Regions from separate parts of the Homo sapiens genome. Here region 2 is linked to region 1. A link is an interaction called in ENCODE POLR2A ChIA-PET data of the cell type or tissue named here. Cell type or tissue: A673. All regions are shown on one strand. Each heading gives the region's core, and the rest is flanking DNA. Links, peaks and the distances in the headings are about the cores only.

The links. Peaks named below come from ENCODE experiments on the same cell type or tissue, not always from the same donor. Only the 100,000 strongest peaks of a DNase experiment are listed, where the experiment ranks them.
Region 2: POLR2A ChIA-PET joins it to region 1 with 14 read pairs; 3 of 35 experiments call an interaction of 5 or more read pairs at or near these places.

The regions. Positions count from the first base shown.
Region 1 is chr6:17,723,557-17,726,470 of GRCh38, forward strand. No RefSeq gene overlaps it. Among named protein-coding and RNA genes, the nearest start is that of NUP153-AS1, 18 kb to the left of the region's middle. RefSeq lists enhancers at 1,280-1,781, 1,622-1,916 and a silencer at 1,622-1,916. In A673, for the core only: no CTCF peak of the experiment used is centred there; a DNase peak (open chromatin) is centred at 1,705; H3K27ac peaks cover 820 bases.
Region 2 is chr6:17,831,665-17,834,578 of GRCh38, forward strand. KIF13A (kinesin family member 13A) reads right to left here. Exons shown (of 39, transcript NM_022113.6): 12 at 2,297-2,407. Among named protein-coding and RNA genes, the nearest start is that of NUP153-AS1, 130 kb to the left of the region's middle. In A673, for the core only: a CTCF peak has its summit at 1,793; no DNase peak of the experiment used is centred there.

The DNA.
Region 1 (2,914 bases), core at 233-2,732:
GCCTCCTGAGTAGCTGGGATTACAGGCATGCGCCACCACGCCCGGCTAATTTTGTATTTTTAGTAGAGAGGGGGTTTCTCTATGTTGGTCGGGCTGGTCAGGCTGGTCGCAAACTCCCAACGTCAGGTGATCCGCCTGCCTCGGCCTCCCAGCGTGCTGGGATTACAGACGTGAGCCACCGCGCCTGGCCTTTTAGCTCATTTTTATCATCCTGTTCATGCTCCAAGTTGAAAATCATAATCTAATCCACCAAACAAGCCCATCTGAAGAGCGTATCTTCAACCTGTGTCAGATGCAAAAATATTTTGCAGCAGCCAGAAGTGGTGGCGGGCACCTGTAATCCCAGCTACTTGAGAGACTAAGGCAGGAGGATTCCTTGAGCCCAGGAATTTGAGGCTGTAGTGCGCTGTGATCACTCCTATAATAGTCACTGTACTCCGGCCTGGGCAACATACTGATGCATCGTCTCTTTAAAAAAAAGGGTTTTTTGTTTGTTTGTTTGTTTGTTTGTTTGTTTTTAAATTCTTGCCATTGAGCTTCAGAAAAAACCAAAAACTTCCAAGAGACCTAAATGCTGTTTGATTCTTATGGAGAATCATCAGCATATATAAACCTCCCAGTTTTTCAAGGTTTGGGGATACTTACAGAGGAAACAGACTAATCTATTTATATATCCCCAAAGTAGATAAATTACATAGTAAGTTTTTTTTAGATTGCTCGCATGGATGTGTTTATTGTTAAACCCCAGCCTAATTTATTTGGAGAGAAGAGTTCACTCTCTTTTAAGTGAATATGGCTAGGTAGGCCATGTTTGGCTGCCAATATCTTCAACCTATTTTATTCCAAAATGAGGTAGGAGTGCTGAGCTAAACTGGTGCCCTTAAGGGTTACGTCCTAGAGACTAAAGATGCATTCACTGAAAGTCATTCATGAGCAATGATTGGGAAGACTCACCTGCTGGAATGGTTGTTGATATTTATAAGTCAGCAATATTTCTTGACTCAACAAAAAGTCATGCATTGTTATGATGACATCAGCATACTAAAATACTACTCCATGTGAAATAACAAAGCAAAGAATATTACAGCTGGGCATGATGATCACACTAGAAATCCTAGCACTTTGGGAGGCTGACGTGAGAGGATCACTTGGGCGCAGGAGTTCAAGACCAGCCTGGGCAACACAGTGAGACCTCACCTTTAATTAAAAAAAAATAATAATAATCAAAGCAAATTACGAACAAAGAAGAGGGGCAGGCTGAGCAGGAGGCAGAGAAATGAACTGTAGCCTAAGCAGGTTCCAGTAATTACCTCTTTTATTTTAAGAACTGAATATCTCGTTCCAGGCTCAAATTATCGAGAAGTACATCTTTTCCTTTAAAGTTGATTAAGCAGCGGTATCTCTTCCAAGCTGAAAATATTATAACAGATGCCAACTGTCTGCAGAGGACTCTGCTAGATGCTGTAAATAAAGAAAACAAGTTTTCCTGCACAGAATGTCCTTTGTTTCCTAAAAGGTTGGTACAGAGTTGGAGTTAGAGACCAAAGAAATCACAGACTTCACAGGTTGAAAGGAACTATAATGTTCTCTTAGGCCAGTCCCACAAGTAATGGGTGAATTATTCCTTCTGCTTCCCCTCTGAGCGCCCATTGGACTTGGGCCTTATAGCTCCGGAAATGCAGATCTGTGCTTCCTGACGGGTGGAGAGCAGTCCTGGCTGGTAGCAGCTGTGTCTGAGTGGGAGTCGGCAGGAGGGAGGGCGCCATGGGAACAGCTTGCATTAGGCTGCTTGCTGCTCCTGGCTGAGCCCTGGGGGCGTGCTCTGGGGACTTGGCCTGGATGGACTTGAACCTTAGGCAGACTTTATCAGCAAGTGCTCCCTTGGCTAAAAAGCTGATTTCTCATACTATTTGCATTGTTTTAGGTATTTCTACTTTAGACAAAAGAACTTGTTCTTTGTGACGCTTTGTCCAGGTGGGAATCTTTTTTTTATTTTTTTATTTTATTATTCATTCATTCACTTAATAAATTTTCATCGAGTTACTCCTGTTTCATTAAAGGCAACTGAGGGTTGGGCAGGCGGCGCAAAGGCAGGTGGCGGTGGCTCATGCCTGTAATCCCGGTACTTTGGGAGGCTGAGGTGGGTAGATCACCTGATGTCAGGAGTTTTGAGACCAGCCTGGCCAACACGGTGAAACCCCTTCTCTACTAAATACAAAAATTAGTGGGATGTGGTGGTGGGAACCTGTAATCCCAGCTACTCGGGAGGCTGAGGCAGGAGAATTGCTTGAACCTGGGAGGTGGAGGCTGCAGTGAGCCGACATTGCGCCACTGCACTCTAGCCTGGCTGACAGAGTGAGACTCCGTATGACCAAAAAAAAAAAAAAAAAAAAAAGGCCGGGCGCGGTGGCTCACGCCTGTAATCCCAGCACTTTGGGAGGCCGAGGCGGGCAGATCACGAGGTCAGGAGATCGAGACCATCCTGGCTAACACGGTGAAACCCCGTCTCTACTAAAAATACAAAAAATTAGCCGGGTGTAGTGGCGGGCACCTGTAGTCCCAGCTACTCGGGAGGCTGAGGCAGGAGAATGGCGTGAACCCGGGAGGTGGAGCTTGCAGTGAGCTGAGATCGCGCCACTGCACTCCACTCTGGGCGACAGAGCGAGACTCCGTCTCAAAAAAAAAAAGAAAAAAGGCAACCGAGGCTCAGAGAGCTTAGGTTAAATACTCAAAGTCACAATTTTGTGACTAAGTGACAGAATGGACATCTCCTGACTCAAATTCCAGTGTGTTTTATACTATTTTGGGGGTGGTATTACATTATTTTCATCGAGTAGTTTTTAAAAAACTCAATATTGTTTATTAAAGTACATCTCTGGCCGGGCGCGGTGGCTCATGCCTATAATCTCAGCAC
Region 2 (2,914 bases), core at 151-2,650, 110 kb after region 1:
GTGTTCTTGGGGCATGGCATACGGAAGCACACTAAAGAAAGGTTCTGGACATACTAGATGATTTCAGGGGCCAAGAACCCCTGGCAAATATCAGAAAGCAGTGAGAGTTAAGGCTGGAAGAGAAGGTTGGGTCTCTACTGCGGAAGGCCTTGTATTCACTCATTCATTCATTCATTCAAGATATATTTATTAGAGTCTACAATGTAGTAGGTATTGATCTCGGGCTGGGAATACAGCACTGAACCCAATGAAGTCCCGTCTTTCATGAAAAGTTATATTCTGGTGGGAGGAGACAGGCCATAAGAAAACAGTTAAGTCAATATGGTACATAGAATTTCCAATGGTGTTAAGTACTATGGAGAAACATAAAGCAATGTTAAGCGGGACAGTGAGTGAGGTGTAGGGGTATGTGTGGGTGTGAACGATATCTATAAGAAACACATCAGCAGAAGGCTGGACTGGGTTCCAGTGACTGCTGTTAAGCTACGTGATTGGGATGGTCCAATATTTCCAAATGATCAATGAGATTAAAAATGTTCGTGAAATATATAATGTAGAGAAATTCATAATGCACATAACCCCGAGAATTAGTCCTTCCTTTATATTTTAACTTAAGTAAAAGTTAAAATATAAACATACAGCATTTCCTAACAAGCCCAAAGAATCAAATACATTGAAAAATTATGATATGCTATACGTTACAAATTCTCTGTCAATTAGGTAGCCTCTTGGGAGGCTAAGGCGGGTGGATCACCTGAGGTCAGGAGTTTGAGACCAGCCTGGCCAACATGGTGAATCCCTGACTCTACCAAAAGATACAAAAATTGGCCAGTTGTGGTGGCACACACCTATAGTCCTAGCTATTTGGGAGGCTGAGGCAGGAGAATAGCTTGAACTGGGGAGGCGGAGGTTGCAGTGAGCCAAGATTGCGCCACTGCATTCCAGCCTGGGTGACAAAGCAAGACTCCATCTCAATAAAAAATTAAATAAATAAAAATAAAATAAAATAAAATAAAAATCAGGTAGCCTCATGCTTTGCCAGGTGATCTAAAAATCACAAAACAAGGCTGGGCACAGTGGCTCACACTTGTAATCCTAGCACTTTGGGAGGCTAAGGTGGGTGGATTGCCTGAGCTCAGGAGTTTGAGATCAGCTGGGGCAACACGGTGAAACCCCATCTCTACTAAAGTACAAAAATAATTAGCCAGGAGTGGTGGCGCAAGCCTCTAGTCCCAGCTGCTCGGGAGGCTGAGGCAGAAGAATCGCTTGTACCCAGGAGGCGGAGGTTGCAGTGAGCCGAGATTGCGCCACTGCACTCCAGCCTGGGCGACAGAGAGAGACTCTGTCTGCAAAAAAAAAAAAAAAAAAAAAAAAAAAAATCACAAGGCAGACTTTCGTTTAAATGTGAAGAGCAGGAAATATGAATGACATTTTCTGTAACCATGCTTGTTCAAATTTAGTGCTATCTAACACGTCTAGCAAATATACAGGCCAAACTGTACATTGATAAAAAGACCTGACGTCAATGTCTAAAAGTGATCTTTGCTGGGCGAGGCACAGTGGCTCATGCCTGTAACCCCAGCACTCTGGGAAGCTGAGGCAGAAGAATCACTTGAGCTCAGAGTTTGAGACCAGCCCGGGCAACAAAATAAGACCACAGCTCTACACAAAATAGATAAAATTAGCTGGGCATGGTAGCACATGCCTGTGGTCCCAGCTACTTGGGGGGACTGAGGGAGGAGAATCACTTGAGCCCAGGATGTTGAGGCTGCAAGAGAGCTGTGATTGAGCTGCTGTACTCCAGCCTGGGTGACAGAGGGAGACCTTGTCTTCAAAAAAAAAAAAAAAAAAAAAAGTGATCTTTGCAATCTCTGGTTCAGCAGAAAAGGGCCCTTAAAAGACTTTCTGAGGCTGGGTGCAGTGGCTCATGCCTGTAATCCCAGCACTTTGGGAGGCTGCGGCTGGCAGATCACCTGAGGTCAGGAGTTTGAGACCAGCCTGGCCAACATGGTGAAACCCCATCTCTACTAAAAATATAAAAATTAGCCAGGCATGGTAGTAGGCACCTGTAATCCCAGCTACTCGGGAGGCTACGGCATGCGAACTGCTTGAGCCCGGGAGGTGGAGGTTGCAGTGAGTCGAGATCACGCCACTGCACCCCAGCCTGGGCGACAGAGTGAGACTCCGTCTCAAAAAAAAAAAAAAAAAAGACTTTCTGAAGATGACAGCAAACTACACAGAAAAGACAATAAGTGAAAAAGAATCCCAATATTTTAGGGCTAAATTATCAAGCTACCTGTGCTATCTCTTCTGTTTTTCTCAGCTTCTCTTCCCAAGTCACTGTTAGTTCTTTTATCAGCTTTTCAGACTCTTCGAGCTTCTCCTTCAGTTCAGGGGCCTTCATGGCCTTTAAAATGAAATCAGAGATATCTGATGTTCAAAATTTTTCCACCATCATATACAAGACAATCAGTTACTGTCCCTCTTAAGCAGTTATCAATAGTCTGTTGGAAAAAATTAAGTTATATGCTGTTAGGGTGGGTTTTTAACCTTTATTAATCAAACGAATGTAAGAGAACATGGCTGTTCCCTGAAAAAGAAATACCAGTGTCCTGAATGAAAATGAAACAAATCATTAGTCATTTTATCCATTATACTTAAATTTCACATTTAAAGCCCTAAAAGATGCTAACGTTCAACTTTGAAATAGATAAGCAGGACAAAAGGTTACTTAAGCAGACTTCTTTTTCAATAAGACGGAGGTTAACACTCATCATCAATAAATGAATTCCAGTTAAATTAATCTGCTAGAAAAGGTAAAGACTTCTCATGTATTTTAAATTTTGAATCTGGGCCTTTAGACTACCTTTCTCCACTGATGGTCATGCATTTTGTTATTTATCATTATCATTCA